Regions from separate parts of the Homo sapiens genome. Here region 2 is linked to region 1. Evidence: chromatin loops called from intact Hi-C (ENCODE). Cell type or tissue: Caco-2. All regions are shown on one strand. Links, peaks and the distances in the headings refer to the core of each region. The heading gives the core; the rest is flanking DNA.

Region 1 (7,712 bases), core at 642-4,641:
CGTGCCCTGCTGTCACCGCGGAGCTGAAGAGGGAGGAAGGGGCGGCTGCTCAGACAGATTTAGGGCCCGCCAGCTAGGCTACACCCATCATGCGCCGCCCTCCTCCATCGAGGGAGAGGCCTGAAGGGACTGCCTACTGCAGCTCGTTGCCAATCACATAGCTTTCTATTTGTTAAGTATAAATTTAAATTTAAAATCACTTTTTTAACGAATGGGGGGAAGGGATCTATGAGAAAGGTGGTATCTAATTTTTTTATGGACCATAAAGGTTTAAAAGAAAATAGGGGCACAGGCTGTTGAGGTTTTTATGTTGTTATAGACCTTTTTAAATTATGTTAGAGATGTATATAGGTATTTAAAGGTCACTGGGAGCGTTTCTGATTCCCGGCCACACTTTGCATTTCAACACTCAGCCCGGAAAGATGCTCGTTCGGTTGTTGGACCTCTTTCACTCCCTGCGTGTAAGAAGGTGAATCACGTGGGAAAAAGTGGCTTTTCAGTAAACGGGTACAGCTCATTCTTTCTGAGAAGGCCCCAGGTCCTGCTCCCTCCTCGGATTTGATTGTCTTCCGTGCTTTGCCTCACTCGTAGTAAATGACCATCCATAGAATATGTGAATCTTTGGTGAGCTTCAGTGGGCAGAGTGAAGTCCCGCATTAGCATTTAGGTGCCCTGAGCTGTTTCTGCCAATAGATTAGAAAGCAGCCATGAGTTGACAGTCTTTAGGGCCCCTGCCAGTGTGCAATTAGTCATTGACAAGAACAATGCCATTTGAGAGTGAGGTGGTCCCTGCTGCTACGAGGCCATTGTACTGTTTTTTCCTTGAGGTCAAAGCAGTGCTTCCCATAGAGTTTGCTGCCTCTTCTGTGGACAGGAAGAAAACTTCATGACCGAATCAGAGCCTTGGTGGCCACTGACTCTCGTGCTTATTGCAGATGCTGTGGTTGGCCTCACAAGCAACGCCTTATGCTGATGTGCAGAGGTGCCAGCTGCCATTTGCCAAACTCTGCATTTCATTTCATCTAAGGCTTAACCCCTCTTCCTTCCTGGTGTACCTGTGTCTCCTCGGAAGGAAGTCATAGTTTAGATGAAACCATTTTTTGTACAATGTAAAGATCATCTGAGCAAGATGAGCATTTTGTAAAAATGAAAATGTGACTCACATAAAATCAGGAACTTGACACAGTGTTGCATTAATAACTTTAGGGTGCAGACATGCTGTGTGAATCTCACAATGCGTCGTAGATGTCGCGTGTTGGAAGGGAGCAGGAGGAAGGACTGATACTGGCAAATCAGTAGAGTGAGGTGATCCTTAGCAACGTGCCAGGACACTTCCTGTGTGCCTGCAGTTGTCAGGGACCATTTGGGATCCCGAATCTCATTCTCTAAAACTGCTTTCTTGAAACATGTTACTTCCTTAGTATAATCAATGTATACTCCCTTACTGGCCTGAAACGTTGTATAGCTACTTATTCAGATACTGAAGACCAACGGACTGAAAAAAAGAACAAACATTAGCTATTTTATGCTGCAAGAACCAGGACACACAATTCGCCAATCATCCCACCATATAACCTTCGATTGTGCTTCTCAACTCCACCCCATAATTTCTCCCAGAGACCATCTATCACCTTTTCCCCAAAGAAGAAACAAAACCAGTTGCACCTTAAACCATGGATATTTTTTCCTCAGGGGCTTTAAATAGTTTCCTATGCAACGTGTCTTGTAGCACAAATAAAATTCTACAAAAGTTGCAGTAAATTTTATTTGGATATTTTAACCTGTTAAGTGTGTGTGTGTTTTCTGTACCCAACCAGACTTTAAATAAAACAAACATGAAACCTAATGTACGTATTTATACATACACCAATGGCTGCCTCCCCAAAATAGTCACCCCTAGATGACAGTAGGACAGCTGGTGTGGCAGGTGTCTATTTTCTTGCTATTCATTTAATTTGCTCTTGAAACACGAGTCACTCAGTCACCACTAACCAAATGGGAATTGGTGTTATACCAGGCACCCAAAGGAAAGCACATCGATGACTTGCTGTTTTCTGGGTCCCATGAATTGGCAACCCCAGTCCCGAAATAGAAAGTTTAGGATGGAGTCATTTCTGTGTGTCAGGTGTCAGCCTTGAAGTGCTGATTGTGGCAAACAAGGGCAGACCGTGCTTTAGGAAGACCGTGTTGTGGGGGAGAAAGGAGTGAAGGACTCCTAATGGAGACCAGCTCCACCTGGAGGTAGGGGGAGGAATGGGGCTAATGGAAATCTTTCTTGGGAACATGACTTTGATGAAAGGCTTGAAGGCTGAGTGGGAGCCAGCTAGACCACCAACAGACCAGCCCTGGGGACCAGTGTGTCGGCAGCATCGACGACACGGTACGTGGGGCAAGGAGAGGCTAAACCCTCCACGTGGCTGGGACTTGTGGAGTGAGCACAAGCCCTCTGTTACCTGGATGCTTTCCACCGCTTGTACCTGTGTTAATTCCACCATGCATCACCTACCAGCTGGGTCCTCATACCCATTTTGCAGTTAAGGACAGGGCTCAATGTGGTCCCATAATTTACACAGCCAATAAGAGAGGCAGGGACCTTAACTCAGGACTGCCGTAACAAAGTGCCCTGCATGGCTAAGGACAACAGAAATGTGTGCTGTCACCGTTTTTGAGGCCAGATGTCTGAAATCAAGGTATCACATGGTCGCTTGTTCTCCATGTCTGTGACTAAATCTCTCTCTAAGGACACCAGTCATAGGATTTAGAGCCCACCCTAATCCATCAAGACCTCATCTTAACTTGATCACACCTATGATGACCCTGTTTCTAAGTAGGGTCACATTCACAGCGGGGTTTAGGACTTGGACACGTCTTTTTGAGAGGCACAATTCACTCACCACCCTGCTCCATGCCTGGCCCTTTGGGCGTAGCCTGCTTGGGAAGAACAGTGCACGAATCAGGTTTAATCTATCTTGGTGCCCTCCGCCCAACACAAAGCAAAGCCAGGGTGGAGGAAGGCAATTCTTAAAAGGAGAAAGCTCTTCTGATGGACTGCCATGTTCCCCCAAGACCCATCCTCTTCCTGAGCCAGCGACTGGGCTGTCTTTCCCCATCTCCCTTGCAGTCAGGTGCGGTCCAGCTAGGAGATGGGAACCAGAATGCTATGGGCCGCCTGCTGTTGAGTCTGGCTCACAGGAACCTTCCAGAAATCCTCCCTTCTTCCAACTGATCAGGAGGAACTCCAAGTCCCTAAAGGTGAGGCAGGGGCAGATAGAAGGACCCCAGATCCCTTAGGGACCCCCAGTAAGCTCTGTTCAGCAAAGTGTCTGTCACACGGTATCTAGAGAGATAAAACTATGATTGGCCACCGAGAAGGTGAGTTAGCTGTTACAGTGGCTGGTGTTGCTTTTAGACCCAGATGATCACTGTAATCCACAAGCTGGCGGGGAATGCAGCTTGTTCTTAACTGGGAAACATCCCTACCACAGCTGGATTATTATTTTTTTAAAATATTATTATTAATTTTATTATTATTCCTATTTTCAGAGAAGGAAACTGAAGCTTAGAACCGTGTTATTCATTGTCGATGGTGCAACCAAGTTAAAGATGCTGTCTTGTTTTTTTTTTTGTTTTTGTTTTTATACTTTAAGTTCTAGGGTACATGTGCACAACGTGCAGGTTTGTTACATATGTATACATGTGCCATGTTGGTGTGCTGCACCCATTAACTTGTCATTTACATTAGGTATATCTCCTAATGCTATCCCTCCCCCCTCCCCCCACTCCACAACAGGCCCCAGTGTGTGATGTTCCCCTTCCTGTGTCCATGTGTTCTCATTGTTCAATTCCCACCTATGAGTGAGAACATGCGATGTTTGGTTTTTTGTCCTTGCAACAGTTTGCTGAGAATGATAGTTTCCAGCTTCATCCATGTCCCTACAAAGGACATGAACTCATCATTTTTTACGGCTGCATAGTATTCCATGGTGTATATGTGCCACATTTTCTTAATCCAGTCTATCATTGTTGGACATTTGGGTTGGTTCCAAGTCTTTGCTATTGTGAATAGTGCTGCAATAAACATACGTGTTCATGTGTCTTTATAGCAGCATGATTTATAATCCTTTGGGTATATACCCAGTAATGGGATGGCTGGGTCAAATGGTATTTCTAGTTCTAGATCCCTGAGGAATCGCCACACTGTCTTCCACAATGCTTGAACTAGTTTACAGTTCCACCAACGGTGTAAAAGTGTTCCTATTTCTCCACATCCTCTCCAGCACCTGTTGTTTCCTGACTTTTTAATGATCACCATTCTAACTGGTGTGAGATGGTCACAGCCAGATTATTTCCAGCAACAAGAACACCCCTTCCACACTATTTTTTCTTGGCCTAAATGTGTTCACAATTGGTCAGTACCAGTCTGAATATAAATGGCTTTTCTCCCTAATACTCCGAGGCCAGGCCAAGCAGTTCAGTTAAACCTCCAGTTTTTCATTGATACTGATTTTGACATTGATGTTGTTGAGAATGATAATTAACATAACATTATGGTATTTGTAGATGTTCTTTAGGACCTCATTCAGGAGAAAAGATTTAGTTAGAAAAGAGTTAGGCTCTGACTTCTCGACGAAAGGAAAATTTTGTCCCTGATTAATTCTTGCCTTGATCTGCACCTGGCCATCTTTCTGTCAAGTCACTTGGGGCATGTGTCAAGTCAGTTATTTTGTAATCCTCCAGCCCCCAGCCCCTCTGAGTATCCATCACCCCACAGTAGTGCCCAAGCTCAGACTCGGTCCTGGGACCTTTCCCCATCAGTGGTCCAGATTCCAGCAACTCATAGGTTTCACAACCATTCCTACTGCCATGACCAGAATTAAGACTTTTTTTTCCTGGATGCTCATCCTCTTTCTTTTTGACCAAGCTACTCCAACACCCTCCCCCTGGTCCTCCCTCCAATTCTGTCCTCCCCTATCCATAGGACAAAGGACTCCTTTCACAGGAGCCCTTCCTGCATCCTTCTGTGTGGTCAACTCTGGGCTCACCCCCTTTGCTATGTCCTCGCACACACGGACTTCCTCCAGCACTCCCTTGACCATCTTTTTGTAAACCTCCCTGTGTTGGTCTAAGCTGTGTCCAGGCTGTGGCACCTTTCCTTCCCCACCTGGCAGAGTCACACACTGAGCTCCTTGAGGACAGTGACCTTGTCTTGGCTCATCTCTGAATCCCAAGAGCCTAGCACAGTCAATACTGGTTTCTTGAAGGAATTGTTCCTATCTCTGCAATAGAAATGCATCTCCAAATAAGATGGCTTTGGCTATTGGACTGAATAGAATGGGCTTCATGCTATGTTTACAACCAATGTAAGAGATGTGCGAAAAGTTGTCCACCAATGAATGCATCAAAACCAGCTTGGATTTTAAGAGGTCAAAGAGGAAGCTTGCAGGGATGGAGCTCAATGAAGTGTATACCAAGAACCATTATATTCCTTAATGAATCATTTTCTGGCATGAGGGAAACATTGTCAGTTTGGTCCATGATTTATGCTGCAATAAAATTTGGCTTTATGTAAAATAGATTGAAATGAGCAACTTAGCTCTTTCTGTGCCATAGGTCAACACCTCTGGCAGTTTGAGAAAGGCTATAAACTCCTCAGTATTATGGAAATACACATAAAAACCCTGAGATCACAGATGAAAGCAATTATGTTTACATACAATTACCAACAATTTTTAGAAATTGTGGTGTAATATATATACTTCTTTATGCATTAAATAACACAATCTAGTAGTTAATCTTACATCCCCCGGAAACTCAAAATAGTGATGAGCATTTAGATACCTGCAAAAGCATTGATGGAAATAAAAATATCAGAGATTTCTATGTTTGGCACATTACGGGAACTCCTAATATTAGAGAGGTTCCTTGCCTAGGTGCATTCTTGAAGGAAGCGCCAATGTTCAGGTTAATGAAAATAAAGATGTAATGTTTTCCCTTTATTAAAGAAAAAAGAGCTTGTCCTAAGGAAACTGAAGTCACCCAGATTTGCTGTACACATTTTTTAAGTGCTTGTATTAGTATTTTCTGCTCCAGGCTAGCAAGAATTGTATTTTTAAAGCTTTGCTTCTCTGATAGAGTTTTCTGCTTCATGAGGGAGAAGGAAAATGTGAAGAAATTAATGGGCTGTGCTTGTGACTTTTTAAGTATCTAGAGTCATCTTTCTTAATTTTCCATTTCAATTGGCTTTTTAAAAAATCTGTGTGCTTATATCATATATATATATATATATATATATTACAACTTTCGATGTAATTTTCATTTTGGGAGGGTGCAGCATACATATTAGTGAGCTACGGGCAGCTTGATGGAGGGTCGACTCACTGCTCGTCAGAGACAGGTCGGCCCATGTCAGTCCTGGGCACACAGAGGGTCCAAGGAACAGCAAGGGAGAAAGAGATGGTTCCTGGGCCTCCAGGAGTTTGTATCCAATGAGGAAGATCAACACACACAAGCAGGCCAGGAGCACTGGGTTCATGCCTGTAATCCCAGCACTTTGGGAGGCAGAGGCAGGCAGACCACTTGAGGTCAGGAGTTCGAGACCAGCCTAGCCAACATGGTGAAACCCCGTCTCTACTAAATACACAAAAACTAGCCAGGCGTGGTGGTGAGTGCCTGTAATCCCAGCTACTCAGGAGGCTGAGACACGAGAATCGCTTGAACCATGGAGGTGGAGGTTGCCACCGTGAGCTGAGATTGCACCACTGTACTCCAGCCTGGGTGACAGAGCAAAAACCCCGTCTCAAAAAAAAAAAAAAAAAAAGAAAGAAAGAAAGAAAAAAAAAAAGACCCAGGAACAAACACCTGAAATTCAAGGGAGATGGCAGCATTGTCATCAGTGGACAGAGAAAGTGCTTGAGGAAGAGGAGAGCGCCTGCTGCTTGATGGAACTTTGGATGCTACTGCGGCTGGGTATGCCAAGGCTGTGAGAAGAGCCTCCCAAGGCAGGTTGGGGTCCTGAGAAGATACAGAAAGGGCAGGGAGAGGTGTTTATTAATTGATAGACACTGATTTTCTATTTGCCAGGCATTGTTCTAGGCCCGGGGTTAGGGTCCCTGTCCCCATGGAGCCCACATGCTAGTGGGGAAATAGGAACAAACTAAATTCATATGATCAGGGAGAGGGAGGTGCTAGGAAGAAAAATCAGTGATGCACTGGCCGGGGCGAGGCTGGAGCAGGGTAGCCTGGAAGGCCTCCCCAGTGAGGTGAAGTCTGGGGAAGAGTGAGCAGCTCAGAGAAGCTGGAGTGTAAGTTGCTTTTAAAAGGGCAAGGGGGGATTAGAGTGGGATGAGCTATGGTTGGATGTGTCTAGAAACACCAGGTGTTAAAAAGTAACGCCCAGTGCAGTGGGATGGAGAGGTGGGTCTTTAAACAGTGATGAGATCAGGAAGGCTGCTGCCTTCGAGAATGCGATTACGGCCCTTAAAAAAAAGACGCTTTGGCCAGGCACGGTGGCTCACACCTATAATCTCAACACTTTGGGAGGCCGAGGCAGGCTGATCATCTGAGGTCAGAAGTTCAAGACCAGCCTGGCCAACATGGTGAAACCCCATCTCTGCTAAAAATACAAAAAATTAGCCAGGCATGGTGGAGCGTGCCTGTAATCCCAGCTACTCCGGAGGCTGCAGCAGGAGAATTGCTTGAACCTGGGAGGCGGA
Region 2 (7,712 bases), core at 1,742-5,741, 48 kb before region 1:
GGCCATGTCTGTCTGTCTGTCTGTCTGTCCCTCCCAGCCCTGCTGTGCTGTTGGCCCAGGGAGTGGTCTGAATTGGCTGTACCCCAGGGGGCTCCCCTGACTTCTGGCTTGCGGTGGAGAGGGAGGTGTCAGGGGAGCCCCTCGCCTGGGGCTCACTCCGGCTCCCCTGACTGGGGGTCCCTGTCTCCCCCAGGTTCCAGTGGAGGCTTCCCCCTTCCCCACTTCCCTGGCGTCACTTCCCCCAGGGGTCCCTTCACTGTTGTAAATTGTCCCTTTCCTGTTGGGGCCTTGAGTGATGTCTCAGCCCTACTGAGTGAAGATCTCCAAGGCAGGCCCAGAACCTGCATTTTAACAAATCTTCCCCTGACACCTTGAGCCCCTCAGAGCTGCTGAACCCCCGCCTCCGCCACCCTGCTTAGTTGTTGATCTTGGCTTCCTCGTGTCCAGGCTACAGGCTGACCTCTCTTGTGCTTCTGCCTTTCAGAGCTTCAAAGGAAGCACATGTTTGCTGAACCCTCCCAGGGATCCAGGCTTTGCAGGTTTCACACACATCTTACAAAATGCAGTGGGGGCAGAACGAGAGGAGAGCCAGAGCATGCTGGCTTTGGGAGGGGTGGCCCATTGTAAACAAGCCAGCCCTGGCCGTCCCAGGGTCCCAGGCAGGCTGGCTTGGTTGGGTCTACACACAGCCAAGCACTCTTAGCTCCTGCAATTGGAATCCCGCTCTTGCGTGCCCGCCTGTGTTCCTGGCTGTGGGAGGCGCCAGAGGGAGGTTTTGATCCCTGGGGGAGTAGGAAGCCGGCCCAGCCCCTGCAGCTGTCTGGCCCCAGCCACTAATCCTGGGCAGGAGCCGCCTGTCCTGGCATGGTGCTGGGCTGGCTGGAGTGGAGTGACCTGAGAATGGGGCCTGCTTTGTACCCAGAGCACACGCCGGCCACGGCTTTTACGACCTAGCGAGCAGGACGGGAAAAGGCCAGCAGGTGGGAGATGGGAGTCAGCCTTGGTCTCCTTTGTCTTTGCGGGCTTTGTTCCGCGAGGATTTTTTCTTTCCTGCCCTTTTCCTTTGGGCTGAGCGTGAGTGTGTTCAGAAAATCTCAGAGCGGCCACTTGCTGCCCCAGGGGGTATCATACGCATCATGGGTTTGGTCAAGAGTGGATCCATCAAAAATCTGTGGGGTAGCATTTTTTAGGAAACGAAGCATAGTGCCTTTTATTCCTAATGGATTTTTAGCTGTGATATAAAAGCACTCCCGGAAAGAAGCCAGCGGATGAAGGTCCCGATGGTGCTGGGCTGGCTGCAGGCGGGACCACAGGACTCTCAGAAGCAGAGGGCCTGTGCTCCCAAGGGCCTGTGCTCTCAGGGGCCTGTGCTCTCAGGAGTCTGTGGACTCAGGGGCCCCCCTCGCTCTGCTTTGCCAGGGGCCACCCAGCCTAGATTTCTGCTGGGCCAGCACCCCTTGGGCTCTCCGATGAGACTGGCAAGGCCAAGCATGTGAGGCCTGTTCCCAAATGGAAGCGTCCGTCTGTACTACTGCACGGCTGCCAAGACCCTCCAGCTCTGACCCTCCATCTGGGTTTTGCCTGGGGATTCAAAGAGGGGCTGGGTTAGGGGAGATAAAGGGAGGGGGACTAGGGCAGGACCTCCGTGACAGCAGCAACATGGCTGATGCACCTGGTGTTTAGTGAAGAAGATTGGGGGTGCCACGCCGCATCTGTGTGTCCTTAGACAAGTTCATTCCCCAAATCCATTCCATTTCCTCTACTCATCGGATCTGCTTCAGAGACTTAAACGAGCTGACGGAACATTTAGCACAGGGCCTGGCCACGGGTAAAGGATGTCATCTTCCCCCGGTCAGAATGGAAATGAATTCCATTTCCTAGGGTCGGGTGAGCCCACACCTGTGAAATCAAGTAGAGGGGAGGGAGGGGAGGGAGTGGAGGCAGTTGAGTGGGAGAGTCCAGGTGAGACAGGTGAGTCCCTGCAGGAAGGCAGGAGCAGGAGGCACAGAGGGGAGCTGGTCAGAGATGTCAGAGATGGAGAGATGGCAGGTGGGGTCCAGAGCAGCTCCTCCCTGCTTCCTCCAGGTTGCAGTGGAGACCAAATGGCCTGAAAAGCCCCAGATACTGACTCTCTGATCCTTTACCACAGAGCTTCTCACCTGGGGCGACCTTGCCTCTCCCAGCCCCCCAGGGACACTTGGCAATGTCTGGAGATTTGTGATTGTCACCACGCAGGGAGGAGGGAGGAGGTTCCAACCGGCATGGAGTGGGTAGAGCCTGAGGACGCTGCTGCAGATCGTGCAGTGCCCAGGACAGCCCACACAAAGATGGATCCGGCCCCAAATGTCAGCAGTGATAAGGTGGAGAAATGGTTTTCCAGAGAGTTTGCTGTTTCACCTAGAGAATTGATTGACTGGTTTTGGAGGAAGGAGGAATTTAGGATGAGGGATTTCTGGGCGCTGCCAGTTGCTAAGTGGGGAAGAAGAGACCAGGCGTGCAGTGCTTGAGAGGCTGCGGCCATCCTGAGCCCGGGCTGCGGCCATCCTGAGCCCGTGGGGGCAGTTATGGGTAGTGCTGAGGAGGCAGGGTAGAGACACGGTTTGGCCATCAGCAGAGATGCCCCTAGCCATGCCCAGGGTGGACTCAGGCACCCGAGGAGAATGCGCCAGCGAGGAGACCAGCAGAGCAGGGATGGGCACCGGAGAGGTTGGACGTCAAGGGCAGTCAGGGGAGGAGACCCTCTGAAGGAGGCCAAGAAGGACCAGCCGTTGGGGGTGGAGGATGCCGCGTGAGCTGCACCCCTGTGGGAAAGGGAGAGTCGCAGCTGGGTGGCTTGGAGGTTTCAGAGCTGTCAGGAAAGCTGCCCTGGGACTTGGCCCTCTGTGTGGCCTTCCTCTCCAGACTGGGTGGGAACAGTGTCGTGAGCCATTAGGTGGGATCTGGTGCCCGGAGAGGTGTGGCACAGCTTGAGGGGCCACCGCAGGATGTGTATAAGCTGAAAGGAAGGAGGCCTGTTTGCCACCCTGACCTCCCAGCTCAGCCAGCCTGAAGCCCTGGGTTGGGACAGCCCCTTGGTGGGAGGGAGGCCCTTTGATGCAGCTGGGGCTCTGTGGTCGCCTGGCATGAGCTCTGGGCTGCAGCCTCCCTGCAGGGCCCAGGAGGGCCAGAGAGAAAACGCCAGGAAGAACCAGCCGAGGCCTACTCAGGAACCATGGCGAAATAAAGCAGGAGGCGGAGAACGCTTGAGGTGCTACCTCTTGTACCGCTTCTCCTTGTAGGTGGTTATTTTCTCCTCATTCTCTTTTTGGTACCCTTTGTGTAGAATAATGCTCCTTAGGTACTTTCTAGTTGGAGACAAGAAAGAAGCTTCTCCAAGCTCCCCTTGGTTCTGGCAGTGTCCTCTGGCTCTGGATCACTCTTGGTGCCCTTTCCAAGCACCTCTCCCTACTCGCTGTAAAAACTCCAAGGCAAACAAGCTGTGAATTATCAAAAGGCCACCGGCCTCTGGTGAACTCATTCTCCCGCTAGGAAACCTGTTGGGTAGGTTTTGTTCTATTTTATCTCCACCTGGTATGGGCTTGTAGCAGAGGCCCTACTGAAAAACGGGGTGATTCACACACTTTGCTCATTTATGCTTTGCTTTAAAAAAGAAAGCAATGGGAGCAGCTGGCTGCTGCCTGCCTGTTTTTGTCTGACTGTCCTGTAAGCTCTACCACACCAGCACAACACCGGGGTTCCAGCTGGCTTACAGGGGCTGGGCTGACATTTGCCCAAGGGACAGGTGGACGGACAGCTTGTGTTCTCTGGGATTGTCTAGAAATCAGCTGATTTGCATAAGAATGTTTCCCCATAGCTGAGAGCTTAATGTTCATCACTGACCCATTGGTGAGTTTGTTGAAATAGAGATGGTTCCGGGTAGAATATACTTGCCTCCTAGCACCTGAAGGACTATTACTTGGGATAACCAGGCTTCCCAGAGTGCTCTCTGGGCCCTCCTGCTGCCCAGCTCCCCTCTGAGCTCTGCAGGTGCCATCCGGCCTGCAGTGTGTGTCTGTCTGCCGTGGGCCTCCACTCTGCAAAGGCAGTTGTCCCCTCCACTTCCAAGGAACAAAACTCAGAGGCTCGCTCCAGTATGGTGGGATGGTTGAAAGGACCAAAGTGTCACTGAATGAGCCAGAGATAAGAGGATCTTAAAGGAGAGTTTGGGAGAGGGGCCGTGGTGTGGTGTGCCTGGGACCCTGGAGGACGGAGCTCCTAGGTCATTGTGTCTAAGAGTGCTTTGGGGATTCAGCTCCTTCCGTTGGCCTCCATTATTTCTTGGCTTCTCTGTTGTGTCTCTTCTCTCTCTCCTTGGCCTCTTTCTGCATCTGTGTCTGCTCTTTGCTAGCCGGCCTGCCTTTGGTGGTAACTGTTCTCTGGGGTCTTGCCCTTGACTCTTGCCTCCTTCCCATATCCTTGATCTGGATCTCTCTATGGATCTCTCCCCAAATGTCTATTCCAGATCTAATCAAGATTTACCTCTCACTGCCAGAGCCATGTGTTTGCTCCTCACGTGGGTACCCTATGTTGGCATGTCCAGGAGAAAACCCTCTACCTTCCTTTTTCTCCATGCTGCCCACATTCAGCCTATTTTGGAGATCCCAGCTAAGAGCGTCTTTGTGGTTTCCGCTCGCCACCTCCATGTCACCCCCAGGACCTTCCTCTTGCTCCTGGGAAAGTGTGTTAGTCTCTCCTCTCCTCAAACCTTCCCTGCCGTGGTATAGATGCTCAGTCACCTCCTTCTGGTGAGTGCTGGAGCTTCCTGGAGGGTCTTTTTTCAGGGTTACCTCCTGCTTGTCTACCCTTCGTCCCATCCCCGGGATCCCCCAAACTACTGAGGGTGTATCATCCCCTCCTTGGCAGCCTGACTTGCAGATTAGAGACCCCTCCCCATGGTGCACACGGCCCCTATGGCTCCCACCCCAGGTTTTCTCCATAAACCTTGAGCCAGTATACCTTCATGCACCAGAAATGATGGGTGTTTCTGTGAGCCCCCTTTGCTCTGTCCCTGGGCCCACCCCACTTCATCTCCAGTTGCCTGTCTGAGTCCTGTGGCACTGACCTCCCGTGCTGGGCCCAGCCTGCTTCATGGGGAGGCCCGCAGGGCAAGATGCACACAGTAGGCCCCAGAACTACTCGGTCCAGCTGTTTGGTGGCTGGAAAACCTTGGACAAGAGGCTTGGCTTCTCTGCATCTCGGTTTCCTCATTTGTGAAATAGAGGTCATAATCCTTATCTGTCTCATAGGGCACTTGTGATACACAAATGAATTAACACATTGAAAGCTTTTAGAATGGTGCCTGACACACACCCAGCAGCCAATGAATGTTGCAGGGCATACTGGTTCCCTAGGGCTGCTGTAACACAGTGCCAAGGACTGCGTGCCTTAAAGCAGAAACACATTCTCACAGTCTGGAGGCTGGAGCCTGAAAGCAAGATGTTGGCAGTACTGTGTCTCTCCAAAGACTCTAGGAGAACCCTTCCCCGCTCTCCAAGGACAACCCTTCCTCCCTCTCCTAGGAGAACCCTTCCTCCCTCTCCTAGGAGAAACCTTCCTCCCTCTTCTAGAACCCTTCCTCCCTCTCCTAGGAGAACCCTTCCTCCCTCTCCTAGGAGAAACCTTCCTCCCTCTTCTAGAACCCTTCCTCCCTCTCCTAGGAGAGCCCTTCCTCCCTCTTCTAGGAGAACCCTTTCTCTCTCTCCTAGAACCCTTCTTCCCTCTTCTAGGAGAACCCTTCCTGTCTCTCCTAGAACCCTTCCTCCCTCTCCTGAAACCCTTCCTCCCTCTTCTAGGAGAAACCTTCCTCCCTCTCCTAGGAGAACCCTTCCTCCCTCTTCTAGAACCCTTCCTTACTCTCCTAGGAGAACCCTTCCTCCCTCTCCTAGGAGAACCCTTCCTCCCTCTCCTAGGAGAACCCTTCCTCCCTCTCCTAGGAGAACCCTTCCTCCCTCTCCTAGAACCCTTCCTCTCTCTCCTAGGAGAACCCTTCCTCTCTCTCCTAGCTTCTGGTGGTTTTTGGCAGTCTTCGTTAGCTTAAAGCCACGTTCCTTCAAAAAATATCTGCCTTCATTGTTATGTGGCCCTCTTCTGTCTGTGTCTCTGTACTGGATTTAAATTTCCCTCTTATAAGGACACCAGTGATTGGAGTTAGAGCCCATCCTAATTCCGTATGACCTCATCTTAACTTCGTCACATCTGCAAAGACTGTATTTCCAAATATGGTAAAATGTACAGGTACCAGGAGTTAGGACTTGAACACATCTTTTGGGGTGACTCAGTTCCACCCATAACAGTGGCTCTCGCTGTCTTCCCTGGATCGTAGTCTCTATGATAGCTCTCATCTGTGTCTTTGTCATTTCCGTAAACCTGCTGAGAACAGCGACAGTCTTGCTTTTCTTTGTATTCCTGGCAAAGGCTCAGTACCTGTGTATTTAGTGAATGTCCTTCCTCTCGACTTACATTAAGGAAGACTCCAGTTCTGATAACTCTCTGTTTGTCAGAACATATGCCTGTACCAGCTGGAAATGAGAAGGATATGAGCATAAGAAGTCTTGCTTTTGGGAAGCAGCCCCATTCATATACAAGGAGATGGATGGGAGCCACCCTGAAGCCCTCCTTGCAGTTGATTAGTGTCCGTTGAGCGGTTGCTGCTGCATTCCAGGCTCTGGGTGGGGGATGGGATTCTGAGAGACAGGCATAGCCCTTGCTGACCCGGAGCACACAGCTTGGCTGGAGAGACACACAATTCAATAAGCTGTTACAATAAAGTGATTAGGTCCTATTATAGGGAAAGCATGGGGCTGGTGCCCGCACACTCAGTGTGGATGCAGGGAGCAGCTTATTGGTTTAAACACTCTGGCATCTTCCCTCCAGCTGCTCATGAATGTTACGGGGCGCTGACAGTGGCTCAGGGTACTGGCAGGGACAGCCAGCCCAGAGGAGACACAAGAACGGCAACTGGGATGGGAAGCGCCCTGACCTCGGCAGACCATCCCTGGGGTCCCTGCTGCACACAGCACAGTTCAGTGATTGACAGCCACAGCCAGTGACCCAGCGTCTTCACCCCACAGACAGGTCATTGCTGACCAGGCTCCACTTACACAGGTTGAGAAGGGTGGTGGCTACAAATGTGTCCTGTAACGTTCTATAAATGGGAGCCGAGGGGACGCCTGAGTTGTCTGCCAAGTTTTCTTCCTGGTTGTCATGTTTGGATCATTGTACATCCCACCTAAAGAAAGCACACCCTGTGTCTGAGTGGGGACAATAACCAGCCGCACCGCAAGGGAGGGCTCTTCCTTTTACTGCCGGGTGACCTGTGTGCCTGCAGGCCTGGCCTGACCCCAAGCCTCGCTCATAGTTCCCTCCTTTCACCTGCCTGGCCGGCTGGGCTGCAGTGCCTGCAGGGTGCAACAGCTCTTGCTATCACCCACCTTACTCCTCGGAGTGCATTACGCACATCTAACCCTAAAATGCGTTTCCATCTCGGAGTGCATTACGCACTTCTAACCCCAACATGCATTTCCAACTCATGCCGTGCCATTGTCCCAACTTAGTCCCCACTGTGGTCCAAGGAGCAGGAGGAAGGAGACAGGGATGAGTTTTTAATATTTTACCAAGGATCAGGTGAGAAAGCCAAGGACCACACCAGATGAGTGCACAGGCCTCCAGGAGCA

The links. Peaks named below come from ENCODE experiments on the same cell type or tissue, not always from the same donor. Only the 100,000 strongest peaks of a DNase experiment are listed, where the experiment ranks them.
Region 2: a loop joins it to region 1, with 4 times the contacts of the local background. A loop is called at or near these places in 14 of 110 quality-filtered maps.

The regions. Positions count from the first base shown.
Region 1 is chr2:235,053,869-235,061,580 of GRCh38, forward strand. SH3BP4 (SH3 domain binding protein 4) reads left to right here. Exons shown (of 6, transcript NM_014521.3): 6 at 1-1,846. Among named protein-coding and RNA genes, the nearest start is that of SH3BP4, 110 kb to the left of the region's middle. RefSeq lists a silencer at 1,997-2,291. In Caco-2, for the core only: a CTCF peak has its summit at 2,227 (motif pointing left); a DNase peak (open chromatin) is centred at 2,213.
Region 2 is chr2:235,005,212-235,012,923 of GRCh38, forward strand. All of the region lies in intron 2 of SH3BP4 (SH3 domain binding protein 4), which reads left to right. Among named protein-coding and RNA genes, the nearest start is that of SH3BP4, 57 kb to the left of the region's middle. RefSeq lists enhancers at 1-159, 160-747, 748-1,337, 2,695-3,331, 6,291-6,867 and 2 more. In Caco-2, for the core only: no CTCF peak of the experiment used is centred there; a DNase peak (open chromatin) is centred at 3,540; H3K4me3 peaks cover 208 bases.